Regions from separate parts of the Homo sapiens genome. Here region 2 is linked to region 1. Evidence: chromatin contacts called from ENCODE Hi-C or POLR2A ChIA-PET data. All regions are on one chromosome and are shown on one strand. The core of a region is the stretch at or near the end of the contact, and the rest is flanking DNA. Distances in the headings are between cores, read along the strand shown. Region 1 overlaps RNF180 (ring finger protein 180). Region 2 overlaps RGS7BP (regulator of G protein signaling 7 binding protein).

Region 1 (2,807 bases), core at 204-2,703:
GCCTGCCACCATGCCCAGCTAATTTTTGTATTTTTAGTAGAGATGGGGTTCCACCATGTTGGCCAGGCTGGTCTTGAACTCCTGACCTCAAGTGATCCACCTGCCTCAACATCCCAAAGTGCTGGGATTACAGGCGCATTAATTAGATTCTTACAAGGAGTGTGCAACCTGTATTCCTTGCATGCGCAGTTCACAATAGGGTTCACTTCCTATGAGAATCTAATGCTGCCACTGATCTGACAGGCGGCAGAGCTCAGGCAGCAATGCTTATTTGCCTGTGGCTCACCTCCTGCTGTGTGGCCCAGTTCCTAACAGGCCATGGACTGCTACCCATTTGTGACCCAGGGGTTGGGGACCACTGTTTTAGACTACAGTTGTTTTAAGGTGAGGGACGATGTCCTATTTATCATTATATACTCTATACTGCTTGACATAGGAGCTACTCAGTAGATTTATGTTCTATGTGTAGGCATGTCAAAGTTGCACCAAATGTGAACTTGAGGAAGTTGTATTTGCTTGAGTAAAGAAAAAAATGTTGAATCTATTTTTGTCTTCACTGACTTAAAGAGGTGTGAATTGTATCAAATAGTATCAAAATACTACAGTATTCACTTGTCATTTTCTTGCCATTTTACTCAAATTAATTTCAAAATCCTATTTTCTTTTGCTTTATTCTAGAATTGAACAATGCCACAAAAACTTTCTTTACTAAAGAATATTTGAAAATAAAACAAAGCTTTCAGAAATCCAACTCTGCAAAATGGCCCCTACCAAGCTGCAGAAAAGCATTTCATCTTTTTGGAGGTAAGGAAATCTAACGCCAAAAAAAAAGTCTGGTAATTTTGTCTAAGGTCTGTTCTTAAAAGTAACTTCCTGCTGTCTCAGAAATATTAGGGGAAACATATTTCTGTATTAATCAATTTTAAATAAGGATTTTGCTAAGTATCTCCTTGCTGAAAACTACAGATGTACAAATGAAGAAAATGAAGACTATACAATAAGAGCAAATCCGAAGACTCATGACTAAATTGACTTTGCCATGCTATCACTGTTTAGTACATAGATAATGAAAATACGTCTCAAAAGTATCAGATTTGACAAAGTCATATTTATGGCAGCGGCAGCCCATCTGGAACAGCTGCTACTATGAAGCCAGCTGCAGTCGGGGAGGCACAAGCCAGGGCTGCACATTCCACAGAGCTGGCAGGAGCCAGGAACAGGTGGGAGCCCTGCCCCTTTCCAAGTTAGCAGGGTGGGAGCCCTGCCTACCCAGGCAAAGTTGCAGCCACCCAGCCATGGCTTCGGACCGAGACATCCTTGTACTCTTGGGGACTGGGGAAGCCCCCTTGCCCCTGCAGGCTCAGAAATGCCTACTCCTGCTGCCTGGCCTCTCCATGCTCCTGGCACCCACTCCAATTTCACAGCAAAGTTGAAGCCAAGCCCAGGCACTGTCGCAACCCAGCCAAGTGTGTACACTCTCAGGGCAGTCCTGACATGCCAGCCCCCTGCTGCCTAGGCCCACTCCAAACTCTGGGTGCTGACAAGCATGGGAGGAAGGCTGAGGGGAGCTGAGGGCAGCTCAGCGCAACCTGCATACACCGCTTGGCAAGAATAGCTTGGGCACTGTGGGCACCGTGGATGGCAGGTTGATGGTGGCAGGAGGCAGACAGGCTCCTGGGCAGAAAGGGGACAGGTCCCTGGTAAAGCCCCACCTTCTTCAAACCTGAAGACTGGGGGCTGGGCTGTCAGTTCTGTGGACCAGAGTGAGAACTTACAGTGCTTTTTCCAGGCCTGCCTATGGCCACCCATGAACCAGTCAGCATGCACTTCCTCCCCTCTTTAGCCCATAAAAACCCTGGACTCAGCCAGACTCAGGCAGACAGTGGGACAACCTACCTGACAATATGACCTGTGAGTCTCCTCTCCACTGAGGGCTGTAGAGACAGCGGGACAACCTGCCTGTGAATAGGAGATACCCACTGTGGGTCTCCTGAGAACTGTTCTACCACTCAGTGAAGCTCCTCTCCACCTTGCTTACCCTCCAGTTGTCTGCATACCTCATTCCTCCTGAATGTGGGACAAGAACTCAGGACCTGCTGAGTGGCAGGACTAAAAGAACTGTAACACAATAAGGGCTGAAACACACCCCCGCCCCATGCTCGCCACATTGACGGTGACAAGACAAGAAGAGCTGCAGCCCTTTGAGGAGCCCAGATGTAGAGATCCCTGAGCCAGGGCTGTGACACCCTCCTTGGGGTTCTGCAGTTCCTGGAGTCTCCAAGCTTCCAGGCACCACTGCATTTACCTCGTCCTGACTCGGGTGCCCACAGCAGAAGCCGCATGAAGTATATCTCATCCAGCCACAGCCACACACAGAGCCAACACCTGGAGCTCCCTGCCCCGCCACAGCAGCCAGCATGCCTGGCTGTGCACAGTGGCTGGACCTCACGCTTGCTCAACCACACACCCCTTGCCATTCTGCACCTGGCTTGCACTTGGCAGATGTGGGATCTGAGCCAGTAGTAAGAGCCAAGCACAGCCTGCCAGGCCAAGTGGGTTGAACTGGCCCAGCAGGCACAAGCAGTACTCAGGCAGAAGATGCCGTCAGCTACAGAGGTTTCTGGCTGGTGAAGTGACACCCTAGGGATCCTGTGACAATAGTTAACAAAGGCACCAGTACTCTGTATAAAGATTCCTAATAATGCGTTCATTAGCAGAAGCTCTATTTATTTAGTTTTAATATTTTATAGTTGTCCCACAAGTTTAAAACAAATAGAAAGTAACAGAGCCTTGGTGTCAGGGTGTCT
Region 2 (2,807 bases), core at 193-2,692, 260 kb after region 1:
TTGTAATTATTTGTATAATGTTTTTATTGTTTAACTCCAGCACTGTAAGCTCCATGAGACAGAGACTTTCTTTCACCTCCATATCTCTAGCATGAATCCCAGTGCTGGTAGCTGACACTCAAGATATATTTGTAAATGAGTGAATGAATGAGTGAGTGAATGAATGAACAAATGACTAAGCCAGGTTTAAAACCCAGTTCTCGGGCCTACTTGACCATTTCCATGATACTAGGATACCCCCCTATGGATGCACAGATTTTCAAGAAAGAATAAAAGACATTAAGAGATTGTGCCTAGGCCATACGACATAACCTCCCACTTAATTTCATATAAATTTATGGCTGAACCAGTTTGGAGATTTGTTTCCAGAAAGTACTGATTTATTCAGTTGAGATCAATCATGGTAAATACAAGTCTTAGTGGGTAGGTAGTGCATTGCTGTGGACGGCTACCTACTACATGGCATTCACATTTGAGTTGACGGTGTTTTATGGTCTCAGCGGTGTAAGGCTGGATCAAGGTCAGGCTTTCTCCTCATAGAAGGATGTGTTGAAGGAGGTTGGAGAGCCAAGGAATTGGAAGACACCTGCATGATCCCTGCTGCATGCTGAGAGGGCCAGTGTCTAGAATCAGAGAAAACAGCAGGAGCTCTCATTCTTTCTGCTGGGTGTCACCTGCTCCTGGCCCTTTTACCTGCTCCTGCATCTAAGCACCAAAAGCCAGTAGGTTTCACAAGCTAAATCCCCCCTCCTGAGCTAACTTAATCTAATTCACTAAGAATGGGTTATAAAACACCAATACTCTATCAAAGACAGGGGCTTTAATATTATCTTGATCTTTAGGTTGCATTGACCTCAAACTGTCTTTCCCGGAATGTTGTGAAAACATGCTATACACACAAACACACATACTCATACATGTATATACCTAATTATTTTATTACTCAGAAAGCTATTAGGGTTAATGGAACATTTGACTCAAAGCATAGCCAACCTTAGCACTGACATCCTGCATATAGAACCTGCCTTTATGATTTCTTTTTCCTCTTCTCTTTACCAACACCCTCCCTCCCTTAGGAAAGGAACCTGGCGGGGGAACCAAGAGTTTGGATTGCAAAATTGAGGAGAGTGCTGAAACACCTGCCCTAGAAGACTCCTCATCATCCCCCGTAGATAGTCAGCAACATTCCTGGCAGGTTTCCACAGACATTGAGAACACTGAAAGGTAAGTGGGAAGTTACCCTGAATAGACTGCCAATCCTCCTCCCGTTAATGTTCTTAGGGGCCACAGAGAGACGAGGTTTTCTAGTTCAGATTCAGAAACAGAGCTTTCTTTGGTATGCCAGAGGAGCATAGTGCTGTCAGGGACCCTGGAGACTGCCTAATCTGCAGACAAGAAAACTGAGACAAGAGAGGGTAAGCAGTCCAAATCCTGCAGAGGAACACTAGCAACACCCACAGTAGGCACAGGCTCCCAGGCCTCTGCTTCTCCCACTCCAACACATTGCATCTCCATGGAAAATGAGAACAGTGTGCTGCCTTGGAGGGGAAAAAGTCTACATGCTGTCACAGTTCACCTACTGGGCTGGTACCCAAAATTCCCATTTGTTTAAGGGAGAAAATCCAAAATTACACAAAGATGCCTCCAGTAAAGTCTCGGGTTTCAGGTATATGGAACAGCCTGCTTAGCTGCCATTTAGGGGCTGAGCATTCTGTCCAGTTCACAAAGGGCTTCTCCCAGGGCCCCCTTCTCTTACTCTCCACAAGGTGGCTGATGGCCCCTCAGTGGTCAAAGCAAGTTAATGCATTTTCTTAACTTCAGTAGCTCACTTCTAGAGAGGCAGTTTCTTTCTTGAAAAGAAGAGACTCTACAGTGATTTTATTTTATTTAGGAAAAGGGAGTAATAATAATAATATTATAATAAATACCATGTCCCATCTAGATGCTAAAAATGACATTCTGCGAGGCAGAAAGATAAGCCTCTTGTTTATTTGCCTTTACACTGATATCTGTGCCCTTTGCTACTAATGTCCCCAGAGCTGGCACCAAGCAGCTGAATGAATACTGGGCAATTCCACTGAGTGTTCTGTGTGTATGAGGTTAAGTCACTGACAACATAATGAACATTTTATTTTTTTTTATTTTTAGAAATGTAACACACAATGGCATTTATAGCCATTGTGGTTCTACTTTCAGATTGTGATATAATTCTAAAGCTAATTACCGAATTTCTGTGTTTATAGAAAATTGGAGCATGTGGTAATTATGTGCTATTAATAAAACTTGGATTTTGTATAAGCTTGGAAATGCAACAATTCAAACAATAAAGCTGTTTGGCACCGTTTGATGGCACTATAGACAAATGATGAGGGAGTGATTTATCTTAATTTATAAAGTAGAAAATTCTTAGCTCTGTTCCCAGGGAAAAAAATATCTGCTGAAATGCCATATCAGGGCATAAACATCAGTGAAACCATTTTACTTTGCAGACCTTAGACAGCAGCTATATTCACGCCTTATAAGCTTATAAGAAGGGATGGCAGTAAGAGTAGGATAGTTAAGGCCCACAACGTTGGCAATGTTTCAGTTCAGCCTGAAAGCCCAGATTCTGGTCAAAGGAGATGGAGGTGGGCACAGTGGACCTGGTCCAGGATGTGGCTAACTCCGTTCTCCCTGGCTGTCTGCCTTGAGAGATCATGGGTCTCAAACTGGACTGCACAGTTAAGTCATCAGGAGGGAATTCTTAAAATACTGATGGCTGGGCCCCACTATAAGCCAACTGAATCAGGCTCTCTTGGGGTGAGACC

What was found. A loop is a pair of places that touch in the nucleus more often than their neighbours do. ChIA-PET counts read pairs that join two places held with the same protein, here RNA polymerase II (POLR2A). Pooled maps may share reads with other maps.
Region 2: a pooled map of left cardiac atrium shows a loop between it and region 1 (2.4-fold over the local background). The contact joins two enhancer-like sites. A Hi-C loop is called at or near these places in 4 of 168 maps with a recorded cell type or tissue (Calu3, GM12878, PC-9 and 1 more) and 7 of 50 pooled maps. POLR2A ChIA-PET finds 5 or more read pairs at or near these places in 1 of 52 experiments (activated naive CD4-positive, alpha-beta T cell).

Annotation. Positions count from the first base shown.
Region 1 is chr5:64,329,603-64,332,409 of GRCh38, forward strand. It overlaps RNF180 (ring finger protein 180), which reads left to right. Exons shown (of 8, transcript NM_001113561.2): 7 at 679-804. Among named protein-coding and RNA genes, the nearest start is that of RNF180, 170 kb to the left of the region's middle. Within about 2 kb of position 1,454, at least 2 of the 41 ENCODE cell types and tissues checked have a DNase peak (open chromatin) inside an H3K27ac peak, as active enhancers do.
Region 2 is chr5:64,593,634-64,596,440 of GRCh38, forward strand. It overlaps RGS7BP (regulator of G protein signaling 7 binding protein), which reads left to right. Exons shown (of 6, transcript NM_001029875.3): 4 at 1,077-1,224. Among named protein-coding and RNA genes, the nearest start is that of RGS7BP, 89 kb to the left of the region's middle. Within about 2 kb of position 1,443, at least 2 of the 41 ENCODE cell types and tissues checked have a DNase peak (open chromatin) inside an H3K27ac peak, as active enhancers do.